Regions from separate parts of the Homo sapiens genome. Here region 1 is linked to region 2. Evidence: read pairs that join two places in POLR2A ChIA-PET (ENCODE). Cell type or tissue: MCF 10A. All regions are shown on one strand. Links, peaks and the distances in the headings refer to the core of each region. The heading gives the core; the rest is flanking DNA.

Region 1 (12,397 bases), core at 3,519-7,518, 57 kb after region 2:
TCTGATTATTTCTTTTAATTAGATTATAAGTATGCTCCAAATTTTCACATACTCTTCATTGGCATATTTTTAATTTAATGAGCCATAAATGCCACTTTAGTTTTACTTTGATTTGAATTTATGTAATAATTTTGAGGTTGATTATTTTTGCATATATTTGTTTATTAACTATATGTTTTTCTCATTATGTCTGCTCATGAGTCTTATTCAATAACCCTATTGGAACTCCTATTGTTTTTTAAAATTAATGTTGGTTCAAAGCAGAAATATGGTTACCTTCTGGGCTCCCTGTCGTAAGAATGTGCTGGCAAAAGTTTCTAAAACACAGTTGAGAAATCCAACCCCTGTGATTGAAATCCTGCCTCTTTGAATGAACTCTGTCCTGCAAAAAAAACAAAAAACACATCTTTGATGTCATTCTATGCTTGGATATGTAAACGACAGACATTTCTAGCTGCATAATTACCACTTATAATCAATAAAAAATAATATCCTTAATAATTCAATAACTACCTATTATAAGAAGATTTTGTTAAAAGTAACTTATAGTTTATATAATATTAACAGTCTTATTCAAATTAAAGAATATTCATTTCATGCTGCAAAATCTCTTTTTAAAATTGAGTCTGAGGTAATTATCAATGATATGACCTTAGGTAAATTATTTAGACTCTCTATAACTCGGTTTCCTCACATGTAAAATGGGAACGACCATAGTATCTTTCTTTTACAACTACTGTGGCAAGTAAATGAGTTATCACACATCACAGGAATATGAAGAGTTCCTAACACATAAGCATTTACTAAATGTTAGCTACTATTACTAAAGAGAGTCAGATAGAGACAAGATTGGAAAGCCAGACACCTGGAATGACTTTTTCAATCCTCGATTGGAGAAGGGGTGAGACAGAAGAGATATGTCACCATCTCTACCAATTTTCATTACCAAAATTATATCAATATTAATTATCTTCATGTCATAAAACAGAGATCTAGATTACACTTAAGAGTGATAGAAGTAAGATGGCTGAATAGGAAGTCCCAAGCCTTCATTACCCTGAGAGACAATGACTTAAGAACAATATACAAACCAAATTGCCTTTATGAGAACTCCCTCAAGAATTAGCAGCACCCAGGTAGGTGCAAAGCCAAGAAGAGCCACATCAAAGCAGATAAGAAACTTTGTTGCTTTTACCTATGATAGCTCCCTCCCACCCAGCATAGTGTAACGCAATCAAGAAAAAACTCCCAGCTTCTGGCTTCTCCCTCAGTAGGGATAGAAAAGTGCTAACTGTGCATCCAACATCCTGTCTTTAAGAGGGGCATGACTCAGAGTGCTAAAGGAAATGGCAATATACTTTCAAAAGCAAGCATGGTGGCTTGTTACACTAGAGAGCCTGCAGTACCTCAGACAGACAACAAGGGTAACAAAAGATCATGGGCTCTTGAGAACAGGGGCAGTCCTCTGTGACTGGGAAATTACACACAAGTCCAGAGAAGATGCATCCCTCAAAAAGGTTTGAGAGGCCCCCAGAATCTCAAGCTAGGCTGACTAGTGAAGGTCTTCCCTGTATGAAGCCAGTCCATAAGACTGGGAGAAGTGGCTGTTTTTTTATATACCCAAACCTCAACAAAAGATCACAATGCATGCAAAGAAACAAGGAAACATGGCCCAATCAAAGAAACAAAATAAATCTCTAGAAACCAACACTGAAGAAACAGAGATCTATGAATTACCTCACAAAGAACTTGAAATAACCATCTTAAAATGCTCCATGAACTAAAATAGACAACTAAATGGATCAGGAAAAATAAAGCGCAAGAATAAAATGAGACTATCAACAAAAAGAAACTATGAGAAAAATGAGAACCAAGCAGAAATTCCAGAGTTGAAGAATACAATAATGGAACTAAAACACAATTCACTAGAGTGGCTCATTCAATAGCAAACTTGATCAAGCAGAAGAATCAGCAAACTTAAAGATAGGTTATTTGAAATTATTGAGTCAGGAACCAAAAAACAAATAAAAAGAATAAAGAAAAGTCAAGAGAGCCTAAGGGACTTATAAGACATCATCAAACAGATCATTATCCACATTACGGGAATCTCAGAATGAGAAGAGAGTGAGAAAGAAGCAGAGTGAGTGCCTATTTGAAGAAATAATGGCTGAAAATTCCCCAAATTTGAGGGAGGAAATTGGCATACAAATTGAGAAAGCTCAATGAACTTCAACTAGGATAAATACAAAAAGACTCACATCTGTGCAAATTAGTTCAACCATTGTGGAAGACAGTGTGGTGATTCCTCAAGGACCTAGAACTAGAATTACCATTTGACCCAGCCATCCCATTACTGGGTATATACCCAAAGGATTATAAATCATGCTACTATAAAGACATGTGCACACATATGCTTATTGCAGCACTATTCACAATAGCAAAGACCTGGAACCAACCCAAATGTCCATCAATGATAGACTGGATTCAGAAAATGTGGCACATATACACCATGGAATAGTATGCAGCCATAACAAAGGATTAGTTCATGTCCTTTGCAGGGACATGGATGAAGCTGGAAACCATCATTCTCAGCAAACTATCATAAAGACAGAAAACCAAACACCACATGTTCTCACTCATAGATGGGAATTGAACAATGAGATCACTTGGCCACAGAGTGGGGAACATCACACACCAGGGCCTGTCAGTGGGTGGGGGCCTAGGGGAGGGATAGCATTAGGAGAAATACCTAATGTAAATGATGAGTTGATGGGTGCAGCAAACCAACATGGCACATGTATACCTATGCATCAAACCTGCACGTTGTGCACATGTACCCTAGAACTTAAAGTATAATAAAATATATATATATATATAAAAGACTCACACCAAGACACATTATAGTCAAACTGTCAAAAGTCACAGAAAAAGGGAGAATCTTGAAAGCAGTAAGAGAAAAGCAACTCATCACATTAAGCTCCTATAAGATTTTCAGTAGATTACTTGGCAGAAACTTTGCAGGCAAGAAGTGAATGGAATGACATGTTCAAAATACTGAAATTAAAAAAAAAAAAAAACCTACAAGACAAAAATACTACATCCAGCAAAACTATCCTTCAAAAATGAAAGAGAAATTAAGATGTTCCTAAATAAACAAAAGCTAAGGCAGCTCATCACCACTACAGATTTGGATTACACTTAACTTTGCCTCATTCATTCATTTGTTCAACACACTGACTGCATGGCTACTATATGCTAAGTGCCATACTGACTGCTAGAGGCCCACAGAGAAGGAGATGGTCTCTCTCCTCCAGGATCTCACTGGCTAGTGGAAAAGGCACACAGGCAAGTGGGAGTGTGTCAGCAATTGGAGGTGAAGCATTCCATCAGAGGAAAACCACAAGGACCCAGGTAAGGAGGCGTGAAGGAAGAGAGATGTCTGAGGAGCCACAAGTTATCTAAAAATGCCCAGTACATGGTATGGGGCTTGATAAATTCTTCCCACAGGAATGACTGGAGCATAAGGTGGGTGTGGGAGATGTTAGGGTATGAGGCTGAAAGGATAATTGAAGACAAGATTGCAAATGGCCTCAGGCTGAGAAGTTTAGGCTTTACCCTGAAGGTAACGGTGGCTTGTCTTCTGAGGACACCAAGTACTCGGTATAGATTAATAGTCACATCTGCGCCACTGACTAAAACGCTCCTTGCCATTCCTTAATGCTTTTAGGCAATCTCCTATTCCCCATTTTCACCATAGTGCTTACACTGAATGAGTTCAATGAGCATTTGTTAAATGAATTAATTCAATTTCTTTGTAATAAAAAATATTCAAAACAGAAAACATTTTCTCAACCTTACATCTCTGTGGAAAGGAAATGAGAGCCACGTCTCCTGTATGTATAGTTGGCATGTGTTTATATGCATGCATATGTGAGCACATGCACTGAAACAATCAAAAAAAATCTGAGAAAATACTGGATCCAACAAACTGTCATTTTGGTCAAAATGGTTATTAAAACCTCTTAATTAGACCTCACTAATAGCAGTAGCCTCTACATTTAGATCATGCATACAATAAAAGGAAGCCTTCAGAATTCCTCTCTCCCTCTCCCCCTTCCCTTTCCTCCCCTTCTCTTACACACACACACACACACACACACACACACACACGAGTTATCCCATCCACTCTGACATAAATACCTTCCGTCTAAGCAGTTTTCACCCCTTAGATTTAAGCCTATTTAAAATGATTTGCTCATGTAAAACTATATCCTGGTGACACTAATCTTTCCTGTCTTTATTCTGGATTAGTCAGAATAGAATTTTACAGTGATTTTAATATTGAGAAATGAAAAGTTGAGCAGTCTCACACTCTTGGGAGAGATGAACTCTTCAGTCCTCAGTCCTGAAGGCAAATGTAGGTGAGGGATTAATAAGAGTCTCTTACATCATATTCTAACCAATATTTCTTTCTGCCACTTTTGGGAGAAGTAAGTCCTCAGAAAAGCACTCTTGGGTTTTGTCCACATATCAGAGAATAACAGAGCAGTAAAGCAGGGTCATGCCCTTGCCATCAACGAGATGAGAGTTTATCCTACTATATTTTAAGACTGCCAGAGAAGAAAATATTGCACTTTCCCTCAATAACTCATTGATAAAGCACATCAGACACTCTTCTTACTACAAATAGCTAACCTAAATCCCTCACACTAGAATTAATCTCCATTTAAGTTCTGTGCAAAACACAGCAGTTTACACAACACATGGTTTAATTTCAGCTTCATTTAAAAAAAAAGACAAGATGGATGGATGGATGGATGGACAGACGGACGGATGAACAGATGGACAGATGGACAGATGAGTAAGTGAACAGAGCTAAAATGTTAACATTAGGGCATTAGAATTATATATGTTATTTACTTGCTTTGGTCTTCTTTTTAGTAGTTTATAAATTTTCTATTTAAACAATATGTATTCCTTTGGCCATCACCAAAAAGTCTATTGAGTAATAAGACCCTGAGTATCACTTTTATGTAAATAAATAAAGCATTTTATAAATGGCTGTGCCTTTTAAACCATTTTCAGCAACAGTACCTGCTAACTTCTGGCTTGCTCTTCATTTAAAGTCTTGTTAAATCACCTCTTGGCTTTCCTTTTCCCACGTTATGTAATCTCGTTTCTTTGTAGCTTGTGTCTTAAGACTTTCTCCCCACCCTGTACTTGAAGTACATAGTGTTTCATCATCCTCAAGACATATAAGGATGACTCAAGTTTTCCTTCACCTGTCTTTCATCTCTGAGAAGCCTACAGAGAGGACTCTCCATCACATTTATGATATTACAAATTCAGGGTCATACTTACTCCTCGAAACCCAGTATCGTAACAATGTACATTCTATATCAGACATTGTATTACCTTCTGAGGTTGCTATGCTTTGAAAATTATTTTCTCTCTTTTATACAAGAAGAAACTATGGCAAAGAGATGTTAAATAACTTGCCCAAGGTCACATATCTTAATGTCATGAGGATTCATTAGCTATCACCTCAAAATCCTAGTCTTCCTCTGTTCTTAGTGAATGACACAACTGTTCTTCTAGTGCACGAGATTAGAAATCTTAGCAACATGTTAGATGGTCCCCTCTCTAGAATCAATCTAAACATCCAGTAAGTCACCTGATTGTGCTTATTTCGCTTGTAATGTCCCTCAACAATCCATGTTACTCTCTTCCTTGCTACTGCTACTGCCTGGGCTTGGCATAGAATTTTCTCTCTCCAGGACCATTGCAAAGTGCCTCCCAATGGGGTCCCTGTCTCCAGCATGAATTCCCTAAACTCCGTACTGACAAAAGTCAACTTCCTAAGCACACACTGATCATGTCACTGCCTATTAAGGCAGGGTGAATAATGCCCATGTGCTCAGTCTTATGTGTATAAGACTCATCCACAATGTTGCATGTAGTTGTTGTTTGTTCATTTTCATTGCTACATAGTGTTCTACTGATTGAAAACACTCCAAATTAACCACTCTACAGAAGATATTTAGAATGGACTCAGTTTATGGCTGTTATCAACAGTGCTGTTATGAAAATGCTTATAATGTAACCAGATATATATGTGCACAAGTATCTCTGGAGTATCCAGCAGTCAAGTACCTGGGCCATAGCACATGCACAGTTTCAACTTTAACAGATCAGGCCAAATGTTTTTCTAAATGGTTGTATCTATTTTTTCTTCATTGAATCCTCAATTTCAATTGCAAAGACTAGCGCACGGTAGGAAATCAATAATGCACTTAGGAAGGAAAGAATGAAGAGATGGAGGGAGTATAGGGAAGAGAAAGTGAAGAAGCAAAAGAAGGCAAGAAATATATAATACATCTCAATACTTGTGTCATGGAAAATGAACCAGATATCACAGGAGTTCCACTGGCTCAGGTCAACAGAAGACAACCTTCACCTGATTGTGGGATGAGCCACCTAAAAAATCTGAGAGTGAGGCTCACCCACTCAAGCAGTGCCTGTATCTGAGTCTCGTCTCTTGCTTTGTCCACTTAGTGGGTGTGATTCAAAACAAAACCCAATGGAACTGTGACAGAGAAAGCACAACTCAAATCCCAGAACACCTTTGTGAAAATGAAGGGCAGCTTATACAGTCATTTAAAAATTTGTTTTCTTCTGGATTTGAGAAAATAAAAAAGTTCAGGGGAAATATGGATCAGGAATTAATCCCCAGAGCACGCAGTCACCAGTGCTGAATCCTCAAAACGGCAGTTTCCGGGAAAGCAAAAGCTCTTAATGAGATCCTGTCCTTGAATTATTGACTGGTTAGGTATGGCAAATCTTGCCTAATTGTTTTCATGATGGGAATCTAATTAAAGTGTCTTTGAGGGGCAAAAAAAGCTTCCACAGATACTCTTGTTGTGATGACCTCAGTTCTAATCATGTTTTTAGCATTCTCCTGTAAGCACACAGAAATAAGGGTCCCAAAGGAAACACGGGGTCTTCAAGTCAGACTGCCCACTCACTCCTGACCAACTCCCTGGCTCTGCTGCTGCTGCAGAGACTTCTTGACTCACTGCTGCTCCAGGATGGCAGACTATGTAGTCTCTCCCATGCTGTCTGTCTGAACCCATTTACATAACTGCCTCCACAGAAAACCAATGCAATTTGCAGAGCTCTCAATACATGCTATGTAGTTTCAGCCTTAACATGAACATGTGTATTTATACGTGTAAAATCACACACACACACACTATATATACATATACATGCCTTTAAGACAGGGAACGAAGGCGCGGCTCCTGGAATTAGACCATTTACATTCACATCTTGTTTTAGCTTGCCTACCCACCCACGTAGTAAGTTCCTGAAGCTCTGTGAAGTTCGCTCTTCTCTAAAATGGGGTTAATAATACCTATTTCATGAGTTCTCACAAGGTTGAATAAGGCAATATGCGGAAAGCACTCAAAGTACTATGTGTAAGCACCCAACAAATGTGAGTAAACAGTACTAACATTAGTAATAATTATGCTGTTCTACTACAACCACCATTATTATTCCAATTTAAAGTAAAAAAAAAAAAAAAAAGCACAGTGGCTGAGAAGTCAAATAACCACTGTGAAAATCCAGCCCGAGGCAACTCCAAGACTCTGTAATTCATTAACTTCTAGGTGGAACTCAATCACCATAAACCACTTGGCAATGAAGGGAATGAACCCCTTCCCCACCCCAGTTTTAACATTCAAAGCTCTTGGAACAGAAGCCTCCCAACTTCCCAGACTCCTGTCCCACCCTGCTACCACACACTCTGCACTGTGAAACCAAACATTCTACCATCCTTCTCTGACCTCCTCTCCTAAGCGCTTTCCCTCTGAGCTGTTCTTCTAACCCATCCCAGAAACCAACAGGTTGTTACCTAAATTATTAACAATGAGCATCAACAGGGTATGCCATAACATTAAGAAATAAATTAAATGATAGAATCTCAGAGGCTCAGCAGGTTAGTACAAGTATACATTTCAGGACAGTCTGGCTCTGTCCCTTAAAACATGGTATTTAAGAATTGATTATTAATATACCTCACGCCTGAAATCCCAGCATTTTGGGAGGCTGAGGCAGGCATATCATGAGGTCAGGAGTTTGAGACCAGCCTGGCCAACATGATGAAACCCCATGTCTACCAAAAATATAAAAAATTAGCTGGGTGTGGTGGCATACACCTGTAAACCCAGCTACTCGGGAGGCTGAGGCAGGAGAATTGCTTGAACCCAGGAGGCGGAGGTTGTGGTGAGCCGAGATCACGCCATTGCACTCCAGTCTGGGCAGCAGAGCTAGACTCTGCCTCAAAAAAGAAAAGAATTGATTATTAATAATAACAGTTAACATATTTTCATAGCCTATTGTGGTAAAGCATTGTATTAAGTTTTTTATATACATGCCTTTCAGTTAATTCTCACAACAGCCTTATAAGGTATATAATATTAACCCGATTTTACAGATTAAAAAAACTGAGGTTCCAAGAGGCAAACTTACTTATGGTCATATAAAAATAAGTGACAGGGCCACTATTAACACAGTTAACCTCAGATCCCATGTCCCTTCCCACAACCCTATTACCTAGAAAAGTGTCTATTTAGTGAAAGCTTACGGGCATCCTGAGTTGATGGCGAAGCTTCAAATTACACAATGGTTTGTAAACTAGCTTAGGTGGAGGCTTGTCTTGGGATATCAGGCCCAACAGTGCATGCATCCCACTCACAGCTGGTGTTGATTGTCTGCCCAGTGGAGGAGGTAGACCCTGAGTCTAGATTGTCACCAGGTTCCTCTCTATTGTCTCGAGATCTTTAGGTTATTCTGCATTATCTCAATGCCTGGTTAATAAAGTATCATAATTTTTAATACCAAAATTCTTTATTTCCTATAGCTACAAAAGCTAACCAAACAAAAGAAAAAAATTTAACTGGCATCTGTGTTTCCTAAGAGCAGAAAATGCAATATAGTTTTGACACTAATCATACTTACTGAAGTCTCCCCTCCTCATCCCTTATTTCCATTGATCATTCTTCTTGCATAAATTCAGTAGAGCCTTCATATGAATTTTGACTTTTCAGCAGGTGTTTCCACTGAAAAGTGTTTAGCGTTTGCTAGATAGCCAGAATATTAACTGATCATGCTTTATAAGATTAACAAGAATTTTGCAAAAAATGAAGTTCCAAAAGGGCTGCCAGCTGTATGTATGCTTACCACTGGGACCATGGGATACTTACTATTTATCAGGGATTCCAAATCTAGCTACTCAACAGATTCATCAGGAGAACTTTAAAAATGTCGATTTTTCATGAGCCAGCCCAGGGATACAAAACTAGAATTACCAAGGTGAATCTACATTTTTAACTCCGCCCCTGAATCTTGGGCCAATATACAACTCAAAACAACTCAAAGGAAAAGGAGGATGAAAAACAATGTCAACAGGCATCCACTAAGATACAATTGTGTATCACCTAACAATGAAGATATGTTCTGAGAAATGCATTATTAGACAACTTCATCGTTGTGCAAACATCATAGAGTGTACTTGCATAAACCTAGATGGTATAGCTTACTACACACATAGGCTAGATGGTATAGCCTATTGTTCCTAGACTACAAAGCTGCACATCATGTTACTATACCGCATACTGTATGCAACTGCAACACAGTGGTATTTGTGTATCTAAACATATCTAGACATAGAAAAGGAACAGTAAAAGTGCAGTATAAAAGATATATACCATGTATATACCGTTTATACAAAATGAAACACACTTACCATGAATGATGGAGCCTGCAGTACCGAGGTCACTCTGCATAAGTCAGTGAGTGAGTGGTGAGTCAATGCAAAGGTCTAGGATATTACTGTACACTGCTGTAGACTTTATAAATACTGTACACCTAGGCTACACTAAATTTATTTTTAAAATTTTTCTTTTTTCAATAATAAATTAAACTTAGATTATTGTAACTTTTCTACTTTATAAACGTTTTCATTTTTAACTTTTTCACTCTTTTGCAATCACACTTAGCTTAAAACACAAACACATTGCATAACTGTACAAAAATATTGTCTTTTAAATTCTTATTCTATTAACTTTTTTCAATTTTTAATTTTTTACTTTTTAAATATTTTTGTTAAAAACACAAAAACACACACATTAGCCTAGGACTACACAGGGTCATGATCATCAATATCACTGTCTCCCACCTCCATATCTTATCCCACTGGAAAGTCTTCAGGGGCAATAACACACATGAAGCTGCCATCTCCTATGATAACAATGCTTTCCAGAATACCACTTAAAGTACCTGCCTAAGGCTGTTTAACAGTTAACTTTTTAAAATATTTTATAAGTTAGGAGTACACTTTAAAACAACAATAAATGGTATTGTAATTACATAAACCAGTAACACAGTCATTTATTACCATTTATATGGTTTGGCTCTGTGTCCCCACCAAATCTCATCTCAAATTGTAATTCCCATGTGTCAAGGGAGGGACCTGGTGGGAGCTGATTGGATCATGGGAGTGGTTTCCTCCATGCTGCTCTCCTGACAGTGAGAGAGTTCTCATGAGATCTGATGGTTTTAAAAGTGGCAGTTTCCCCTGCACTCTATCTCTCTCCCGCCACCTTGTGAAGAAGGTGCTTGCTTCTTCTTCACCTTCCACCATAATTGTAAGTTTCCTGAGGCCTCCCCAGCCATGTGGAACTGTGAGTCAACTAAACCTCTTTCCTTTATAAATTACCCTGTCTCAGTTATTTCTTGATAACAGTATGAAAATGGACTAATACACCATTATCAAGTATTATGTACTAATACATCATTATCAAGTATTATGTATTGTATACACTACACGTTTACACAACTGGCAGCACAGTAGGTTTGTTTACACTGCCATCACCACAAACACATGAGTAATGCATCACGCTATGATATTAAGATGACTATGACGTTACTAGCCAACAGGACTTTTTCAGCTCCAATACAATCTTATGGTACCACCTTAATATATGCGGTCTGCCATAGACTGAAATGTTGTAGGCAGTGTTGGACTGTATCTCAAAAGCTCCTACTTATGTCATCGAATGCTCTCTTAGCTAAACATGATTGTTTCTAGCTCAATTATCATTTCCCTTTTCAACAAAACAGCTTACTCTACTTTTCAAAATTAGTAACTTTAAACAGTCACCACACTTTGAAAACAACATTTAATCCCATTAGTTCTAACAACTTACATTTATTCGGTGCTTCATAAATGCGCAGAGCATGTCTATTTTTTATCTTATTAAGTCTTCACATCACTCTGTGAGGGAGCTCAGGCCAGCTTTATCCCTTTTCCCAGAGTCAAAGAGCACATAAAATGACCAAGCAGAAACAAGAAGAGAAGCTCCCATATTACTGGCTCAATGTAGAGATTCTCTCTACATGGCATTTCCTACCAAATCCTACTGGGCTTCCCCTGCACTTACCCTGCAGCAAATTCCTTCTCTTTTCCTTTCCTACCCACAACCCCCCGACCCTGCCATTCCCATTTCACCCCACAAGTACTGTCTGCATCCCCTTTAGCAGATTTTCATTCATCATTCATTAGACAGATGGTGATGAAGCATCTTCTGGGAGCCAAGCACTGTGCTACATACAGGGGATACAGTGGTAAACTGTGACCTCAGTGCACAGCCACCACAAAACAATTAGTACAGGATACAAAAACAGAGGAGACTCTGATTATATGAACACAAACATCAAATGGCAAATGAGTATCTTTTGGAGGGCAGTCTTATTAAGCCAAAAATAAAGCTCCAGCCCAGATCATTATATTTGTATAGAAAAGGCCTCACTGCTTGGCTCTTCATAATTGGTGGTGCTTTCTGCTAATTGTTTGATTATCCACTGGTGCACTGGAAATCAAGGTTAATATGAGCAGAGGGAGTCATGTTTTGGGACGAATACAGTAGTATTTATTTAGGCTATTAGTTAACTACACCCTCAAGCCCTTTAGCTCCAGGACTGGGCTTAGAAATAATTCCTAAGTCAGCAGAGCCAGAGTGTTTTAATACTTCAGTAAAAGCAGGTATGGAGGTCAATCAAAAATGCCAGTGCCAATCTTAAAAACACACAGAAGTCACCAGACTACCGAATTTACTCATGGAAAAAAAACCAAAAAGACTCTAGAGCAGGGTGAAAAAATGGGACACACCAAAAAATATGCCCAATTAGCCCTCAGCACATGCAAATTATACTATTTGTGATTTTTCAGATGAACACTTGAGACTTAGGATGTTTTAATCCAGAAATTCAAAAATAAAACATTTAAAAAGTTGTATCCATATCTATTAGAGAGTGAAGAATATTCATGAGTAAT
Region 2 (9,396 bases), core at 1,411-5,410:
ATTTATAAATAATTTATTTATATATTAATTTATTTATATATAAATAAAATTTATTTATAAAGTATTTATATATAAATTTATTTATAAATATACAAATATTTATATAATAAATATATAAAACATTTTTATAATTTAATTTAATAAATAAATTTAACAAATAAATAATTTAATTTAAATTTATATATAAATAAACAAATAAATTTATTATAAATAAATAAATTTATTATAATTAAATAAATAAATTTATTTAATTATAATAAATTTATTATAAATAATAAATTTATTATAAGTAAATAAATTTATTCATTAATAATAAATAAATTTTATTAATTTATTTATAATTATACGTAATTATATATTTATAATTACATATAATTATATATAAATAAAATTTATTAATTATAAATAAATAAATTTATTTATTTATTATAAATTTATTTATTAATTATAAATTTATATATAAATAATAATATATAAATATACATTTTTATTTATATATAAATAAAATATATTTTTATATAAATAAAATATATATTTTTAATACAAATAAAATATATATTTTTATATAAATATTTATATATATAAATAAAAATAGATATATTTTTTTTTTCTGGCTACATCCTACGCCAGAAAACAAAGCTCAACAAATTTAAAGACTTGAAATAGTACAGAGTTTTTTCTAACTCAGTAGAATCAAACCAGAAATCGATAACAGAAAGACAGTTGGGAAATCTCCAAACATTTGGAAATTAAACAACAAACTTCTCATTAATCTAGGAGCCAAAGAAGTCTCAAGGGATACCAAAAAAAAAAAAAAAGAACTAAATTTAAAAGAAAACATACCATATCATAATGTGTGGAACAGAATTAAAGCAGTTAGAAAGAGAATTTATAGCACTATATGCATACATTATAAAATAAAAAAGTCTCAAAACAATAATCTAAGTTCCCACCTCAAGATCAAGAAAAAGAAGAGAAAATTAAGCCCAAAGCAAGCAGAAGACAGAAATAATAAAGATAAGAGCAGAAATCAATGAGATATAGCAGAAAAGCCATACAGAAAATTAAACTAAGAACTGCTTATTTGAAAAGATCAATAAAATTAAACTTCTAGCAAGACTGACAAAGAACAAAGACAGAAGATACAAATTGCCAATATCAGGAATAAAATGGGTTATCACTAAAAACCAGGCAGGATAATAAGGAAGTACTATTTGACCAAAACTTGACAACTTAGATGAAATTGACCAATTTCTCAAAAAATATAAATTACTTCAACTTATCCAATATGAAATAGAACATTTGAATAGCCCTTTCAAGTATTAAGAAAATTAGGGGGCGGGGCTAAAATGACGGACTAGAAATGGGGGTGATAGAGGCTCCTATGCAAAAGAATCTGGCCGGGCGCGGTGGCTCACACCTGTAATCCTAGCACTTTGGGAAGCCGAGACGGGCAGATCACCTGAGGTCAGGAGTTCAAGACCAGCCTGGCCAACATGGTGAAACCTTGTCTCTAACAAAAATACAAAAAATTACCCAGGCATGATGGCGGCATGCCTGTAATCCCAGCTACTCGGGAGGCTGAGGCAGGAGAATTGCTTGAACCCAAGAGGCAGAGGCTGCAGTGAGCTAAGATTGCACCATTGTACTCCAGACTGGGCAATGAGAGTGAAACTCTGCGGCAAAAAAAAAAAAAAAAAAAGAAAGAAAAAGAGAAAAGGAAACAACCATAATAGGCATGTGAATCCTTCACTGGCAACCAAGGTATCCAGGTTCTCTCATCAGAACTGACTAGGAGGCTGGCAGGATCCATGGAGAGCAAGGAAGAGCAGGGTGGTGTGGCGGACCACCAGAAAGCCACACGGGGAATCCCCACCCCCCAGCCAAGGGAGGTAGTGAGTGAGCGTGCTACCCAGCGTGGAAACCGTGCTTTTTCCACGAAACTGTGCAACCCGTGGGTCGGAAGATCCCACTGGCGAAACCACGCTACAGAGGGCTGGGGTCCCAACCCTGGAGCCATGCAGATTCTCAACAGCCTCTCAGCCTCTCAGCTGGAATCTACTTAAGCCTACCCAGCTCCCAGGGGGAGGGACAACCACCATCATAGCTGCAGCTGCCTGCTGTCTAAGCCATTTGAGCTCCTTGGGGGAGGAGCAGTGGCCAGCATTGGGACTCACAACTGCCTAACACGCTAAGCTCCCTGGGCCGGGGAAGGGCAGCGCCCATCTCCATAGCCCCAGGCCATGCTTTTCCCTGCTGCAGCCAGGGAGGCTGGACAGCTTGGTCCCAAGATGTATCCCCCATAGCCCAACACACCAGCTGTGGCAGACTGTGGCCAGAGTGCCTCTTCAGGCCTGACCCTGACTCATCCTTCCTCATTGGGTAGGGCTTCCCTGCAGGAACTCCAGTAACTCCATCCAGAGGCTCAGGGACAGAACCCAGATCTCCCTGGGCCTGAGCCCCTCAGGGGAGGGGTGGCCACAGTCTCTGCAGACCAGGAGACTTAGCCTTTTCTCCTGCAGACCAGCAGACTTAGTCTTTCCTCAGACTTAGTTCTGAGGAATCTGGGCAGACCAGACGAGGGGTTTCCCCCCATTGAAGCACATCCACTCCACCAAAGGACAAAGTGCTTCGTTAAATGGGTCCCGTTCCCTGTGCCACTCAACTGGGTGAGACCCTCCAACAGGGGTTGTGAGACACCCTGTACAGAAGGAATCCTACTGGCATCAGGTTGGTGCCCCTTGAGGTCAGAGATCCCAGAAGAAAAAGCAGCACCCATCTGTGACATTTTCCAGCCTTCTTGAGTGACATCGCCAGGCGCGGTAGTGAACCAGATGAATAGGGCCTGAAGTGAACCCCCAGCAAACCACAGCAACCCTACAGAAGAGGGACCTCACCATTTAAAGAAAAACAAACAGAAAGCAACAACAACAGTATCAACAACAACAGAAAGGCCGCACAAAAACCCTACCCAAGGGTCAGCATCCTCAAAGATCGAAACTAGACAAACTCACAGAGATGAGAAAGCATCAACAAAAAAACACCAAAAATCCAAAAGGCCAGAGTCCCTGTTCTCCTCCAAATGATTGCAACGTTTCTCCAGCAAGGGTGCATAATTGGACAGGGGATGAGATGGAAGAATTGACAGAAGTAGGTTTCAAAAAATGGGTAAGAAAAAACTGTGCTGAGCTCAAGGAGCATGTTCTAACCCAATGCAAAGAAGCTAAGAACCTTGATAAAAGGTTAGAGGAGCTGCTAACTAGAAAAACCAGTTTAGAAAGGAACATAAATGATCTGATGGAGCTAAAAACACAGCATGAGAACTTTGTAAAGCATACACAAGTATCAATAGCTGAATCGACCAAGCAGAAGAAAGGATATCAGAGTTTGAAGACCATCTTGCTGAAATAAGGCATGCACACAAAACTAGAGAAAAAATAATTAGAAGGAATGAACAAAGCCTCCAAGAAATATGGGACTCCATAAAAAGACCAAACCTATGATAGACTGGAGTATCTGAAGGAGATGCGGAGCATGGAAACAAGCTGGAAAACACACTTCAGGATATTATCCAGGAGACCTTCCCCAACCTAGCAAGACAGGCCAACATGCAAATTCGGAAATAGAGAGAACACCACTAAGATATTCCATAGCAGATCAACCTCAAGACACATAATTATCAGATTCTCCAAGGTTGAAATGAAGGAAAAAATGTTAAAGGTGGCCAAAAAGAAAAGCCAGGTCACCTACAAAGGGAAGCCCATCAGACTAACAGCAGACGTCTCAGCAGAAACTCTACAAGCCAGAAGATACTTGGGGCCAATAGTCAACATTCCTAAAGAAAAGAATTGGGCCAGGTACGGTGGCTCATGTCTGTAATCCCAGCACTTTGGGAGGCCGAGGACGGCAGATCACCTGAGGTTTGGAGTTTGAGACCAGCCTAGCCAACATGGTGAAATCCCGTCTCTACTAAAAATAGAAACAATTAGCTGGATATTGTGGTGGGCACCTATAATCCCAGCTACTCAGGAGGCTGAGGCAGGAGAATCGCTTGAACCCAGGAGGCAAGGTTCCAGTGAGCCAAGATCACACCATTGCACTCCACCCTGGGTGATAAGAGTGAAACTTCATCTCAAAAAAAAAAATGAAAAGAATTTTCAATCCAGAATTTCATATCCAGCCAAACTAAGCTTCATCAGCAAAGGAAAATAAAATCCTTTCCAGACAAGCAAATGCTAAGGGATTTAGTTACCACCAGGCCTGCCTTGCAAGAGATCCTGAAAGAAGCACTAAATATGGAAAGGAAAAACTGGTACAATCCACTGCAAAAACACACCAAAATATAAAGACCAATGACACTATGAAGAAATTGCATCAACTAGTGCGCAAAATAACCAGCTAGCATCATGATGACCAGATCAAATTCATATATAACAATACTAACCTTAAATGTAAATGGGCTAAATGCCCCAATTAAAAGACACAGATTGGCAAATTAGATAAAGAGTCAAGACCCGTCGGCGTGCTGTATTCAGGAGACCAATCTCACATGCAAAGTCACACATGGGCTCAAAATAAAGGGATGGAGGAAAATTTACCAAGAAAATGGAAAGCAAAAAAACAAACACAAAAACAAAACAGGGATTGAATTCCTAGTCTCTGACAAAACAGACTTTAAACCAACAAAGATCAAAAGAGACAAAGAAGGGCATTACACAATGGTAAAGGGAACAATTCAACAAGAAGAGCTAACTGTTCTAAATATATATATGTACCCAATACAGGAGCACCCAGATTCATAAAACAAGTTATTAGAGACCTACAAAGAGACTTAGACTCCCACACAATAATAGTGGGAGCCTTTAACACCCCACTGTCAATATTAGACAGATCAACAAGACAGAAAATTAACAAAGATATTCAGGACTTGAACTCAGCTCTGAATCAAGTGGACTTAACAGACATCTACAGAACTCTCCACCCCAAATCAACAGAATATACATTTTTCTTACTGCCACATGGCACTTATTCTAAAATAGATCACATAATTGGAAGTAAAAAACTCCTGAGCAAATGCAAAAGAATGGAAATCATAACAAACTGTCTCTCAGACCACAGTGCAATCAAATTAAACTCAGGATTAAGAAACTCCCTCAAAACCACACAATTACATGGAAATCGAATGACCTGCTCCTGAATGACTCCTGGGTAAATTACAAAATTAAGGCAGAAACCAAGAAGTTCTTTGAAACCAATGAGAACAAAGAGACAATGAACCAGAATCTCTGGGACACAGCTAACACAGTGTTAAGAGGGAAATTTATAGCACTAAATGCCCACATTAGAAAGCCAGAAAGATCTCAAATCAACACCCTAACATCACAATTAAAAGAGCTACAGAGGCAGGAGCAAACTAATCCAAAAGCTAGCAGAAGACAAGAAATAACTGAGATCAGAGCAGAGTTGAAGAAGATAGAGACATCAAAAACCCTCTAAAAAAAAAAATCGATGACTCCAGGAGCTGTTTAAAAAAAAAAAAATTAACAAAATAGCAGCTAGACTAATAAAGAAAAGAGAAGAATCAAATAGACACAATAAAAAATGATAAAGGGGATATCACCACTGACACCACAGAAATATAAATTACCATCAGAGAATACTAAAAACACCTCTATGCAAATAAACTAGAAAATCTAGAAGATATGGATACATTCCTGGACACATATGCCCTCCCAAGACTAAATCAGGAAGAAGTTGAATCCCTGAATAGACCAATAACAAGTTCTGAAATTGAGGCAGTAATAAATGGCCTACTAACCAAAAAAAGCCCAGGACCAGATTGATTCACAGCCGAATTCTACCAGAGGTACAAAGAGGAGCTGGTACCATTCCTTCTGAAAATATTCCAAACAATAAAAAACACATTTCATGAAGCCAGCATCATCCTGATACCAAAACCAGGAAGAGATACAACAAAAAAAGAAAACTTCAGGCCAATATCCCTGATAAACATCGATGCAATAATCCTCAATAAAATACTGGCAAACCAAATCCAGCAGCACATCAAAAAACTTATCCGCCATGATCAAGTGGGCTTCCTCCCTGGGATGCAAGGCTGGCTTAACATATGCAAATCAATAAACAAAATCCATCACATAAACAGAACCAAAGACAAAAATCACTTGATTATCTCAATAGATGCAGAAAAGGCCTTTGATAAAATTCAACATCCCTTCATGTTAAAAACTCTCAATAAACTAGGTATTGATGGAACATATCTCAAAATAATAAGAGCCATTTATGACAAACCCAAAGCCAATATCATATTGAAGGGACAAAAGCTGGAAGCATTCCCTTTGAAAACTGGTAAAGACAAGGATGCCCTCTCTCACCACTCCTATTCAACATAGTATTGGAAGTTCTGGCCAGGGCAATCAGGCAAGAGAAAGAAATAAAGCGTATTCAAATAGGAAGAGAGGAAGTCAAATTGTCTCCGTTTGCAGACGACATGATTTTATGTTTAGCGAACCCTTCATCTCAGCCCAAAACTTCTTAGACTGATAAGCAACTTCAGCAAAAATCACAAGCATTGCTTTACGTTAACAATAGACAGAGAGCCAAATCATGAATGAACTCCCATTCACAAATGCTACAAAGAGAATAAAATACCTAGGAATATAGCTAACAAGGGATATGAAGAACGTCTTCAAGGAGAACTACAAACCACTGCTCAAGGATATAAAAGAGGACACAAACAAATGAAGAAACATTCCATTCTCATGGATAGGAAGAATCAATGTCCTGAAAATGGCCATACTGCCCCAAGTAATTTATAGATTCAATGCTATTCCCATCAAACTACCATTGACATTCTTCACAGAATTAGAAAAAACTACTTTAAATTTCATATAGAATCAAAGAAGACCCTGTATGGCCAACACAATCCTAAGCAAAAAGAACAAAGCTGGAGGCAACACGCTACCTGACTTCAAACTATACTACAAGGCTACAATAACCAAAACAGCATGGCACTGGTACCAAAACAGATATACAGACAAATGGAACAAAACAGAGACCTCAGAAATAACACCACATATCTACAACCATCTGCCCTTTGACAAACCTGACAAAAACAAGCAATGGGGAAAGGATCTCCTATTTAATAAATGGTGCTAGGAAAACTGGCTAGCCATATACAGAAAACAGAAACTGGACCCCTTCCTTACACCTTATACAAAAATTAACTCAAGATGGATTAAAGACTTAAATGTAAAACCCCAAACCAAAAAAACTCCAGAAGAAAACCTAGGCAATACTATTCAGGACATAGGCGTGGGCAGAGACTTCATGACAAAAACAGCAAAATCAATTGCAACAAAAGCCAAAATTGACAAATGGGATCTAATTAAAGAGCTTCTGCACAGCAAAAGAAACTATCATCAGAGTGAAGAGGCAACCTGCAAAATGGGATAAAATTTTTGAAATCTACCCATCTGACAAAGGTCTAATATCTAGAATTTACAAGGAACTTAAACAAATTTACAAGAAAAAAACAACCCCATCAAAAAGTGGGCAAAGGATATGAACAGATACTTCAAAAGAAGACATTTATGCAGCCAACAAACACAGAAAAAAAGCTCATCATCACTGATTATTAGAGAAATGCAAATCAAAACCACAATGAGATACCATCTCACACCAGTCAGAATGGTGACTATTAAAAAGTCAAGAAACAATAGATGCTGGTGAGGCTGTGGAGAAATAGGAACACTTTTACAGTGTTGGTGGGAATGTAAATTAGTTCAACCATTGTGGAAGACAGTATGGCGATTCCCCAAAGATCTAGAATCAGAAATACCACTTGACCCAGCAATCCCATTACTGGGTATATACCCTAAGGAATATAAATCATTCTACTATAAAGACACAGGCACATGTATGTTTATTGCAGCACTGCTCACAATAGCAAAGTCATGGAACCAACTCAAATGCCTATCAATGATAGACTGGATAAAGAAAATGTGGTACATATACACTATGGAATACTACACAGCCATAAAAAAGAATGAGATCTTGTCCTTTGCAGAGACATGGTTGAAGCTGGAAGCCAACATTCTCAGCAAACTAACACAGGAACAGAAAACTAAACACCGTATGTTCTCACTCATAAGTGGGAGTTGAACAATGAGAACACATGGACACAGAGAGGGGAACAACACACACCAGGGCCTGTTGTGTGGTGGGGGGCAAGGGGAGGGAACTTAAGAGGATGGGTTGATACGTGCAGCAAACCACCATGGCACATGTATACATATGTAACAAGCCTGCACATTCTGCACATGTATCCCAGAACTTAAAAAATTAAATTAAAAAAAAAGAAAAATATTCCATTTATAATTTAAAATCTCCCCCAAACAGAAATCACCAAGCCGAGAAGTTGTCACTGGAGAATTCTACTAAACATTTAAGAATCTATACCAACTCTGCAATCCTTCTAGAGATTGCTGAGTGTTTAACTATGTGCCAGGAACTGCTCCAATTGTTTTACATGTCTCAACTCATTTAATCCTTTCAACAACCCCATAAAGTAGGCACTATTGTTACTCCCTCACATATGAGGAAAATGAAATCCAAACAGCTTAAATAACACAGCTAGTACACAGCACTTCCAGGATTCCAGTTTAGCTGCTGGCTCCTAAGCCCTTATTCTCACCCACCACATTATGCAATCCCTAAATTTCACAGAGCTTGGTTTGTGGCCATTGCTCAAAAAATATTGGAATCAAATCAGATGCTAAGATTTCTTAAGTTTTCATCTTAATCTATTGCCAAATTTTCAAATTTCACTTTTATAACATGAAATTCAGATCTGACCAGGATATGCTATTTCAACAAAGAAGTTGGGATACTACCATATTTGCCATTCTTAATAGAAATATGTGCATTTTGTACACTTTAAAAAAGGTTATTCCTGCTGGCAACTGCCATACAATTCCCATTTCAGATAACAGTTAAAATATATCTGAGAGAATAAACCAGAAAAGAGGTGTTATTGGAAATGGTAAGAGCATCACTAAAGCAGAACCAGCTGCACCAATATAATTACAAGAATCAAGAATCACAACACAGCTTCATTAGTTTTTTCCATTGTGTTTGTTACTTTACCCCTTCAAGACTAATTATACCAATTCCCATTGATTTTAACAAGCACCCTGGATTAAACACTGTAGACTGACTGGTTAGAGATGTTGCGGTATAGAGGTATATCTGAACTGCCTCCATTTAGGAAAAACTGGTATGTTACAAGCATTATATTGACAAATTACATTTTTTTCTGACCAGGAAAACAAAAGAGGAAACAGCGTTTCCCAAACACATACACTACAGGGAAAATCA

The links. Peaks named below come from ENCODE experiments on the same cell type or tissue, not always from the same donor. Only the 100,000 strongest peaks of a DNase experiment are listed, where the experiment ranks them.
Region 1: POLR2A ChIA-PET joins it to region 2 with 6 read pairs; 3 of 35 experiments call an interaction of 5 or more read pairs at or near these places.

The regions. Positions count from the first base shown.
Region 1 is chr5:145,796,166-145,808,562 of GRCh38, forward strand. It overlaps PRELID2 (PRELI domain containing 2), which reads right to left. Exons shown (of 7, transcript NM_205846.3): 5 at 277-382. Among named protein-coding and RNA genes, the nearest start is that of PRELID2, 33 kb to the right of the region's middle. In MCF 10A, for the core only: no CTCF peak of the experiment used is centred there; a DNase peak (open chromatin) is centred at 5,216.
Region 2 is chr5:145,741,729-145,751,124 of GRCh38, forward strand. It overlaps a transcript of PRELID2 not described here. Among named protein-coding and RNA genes, the nearest start is that of PRELID2, 89 kb to the right of the region's middle. In MCF 10A, for the core only: no CTCF peak of the experiment used is centred there; no DNase peak of the experiment used is centred there.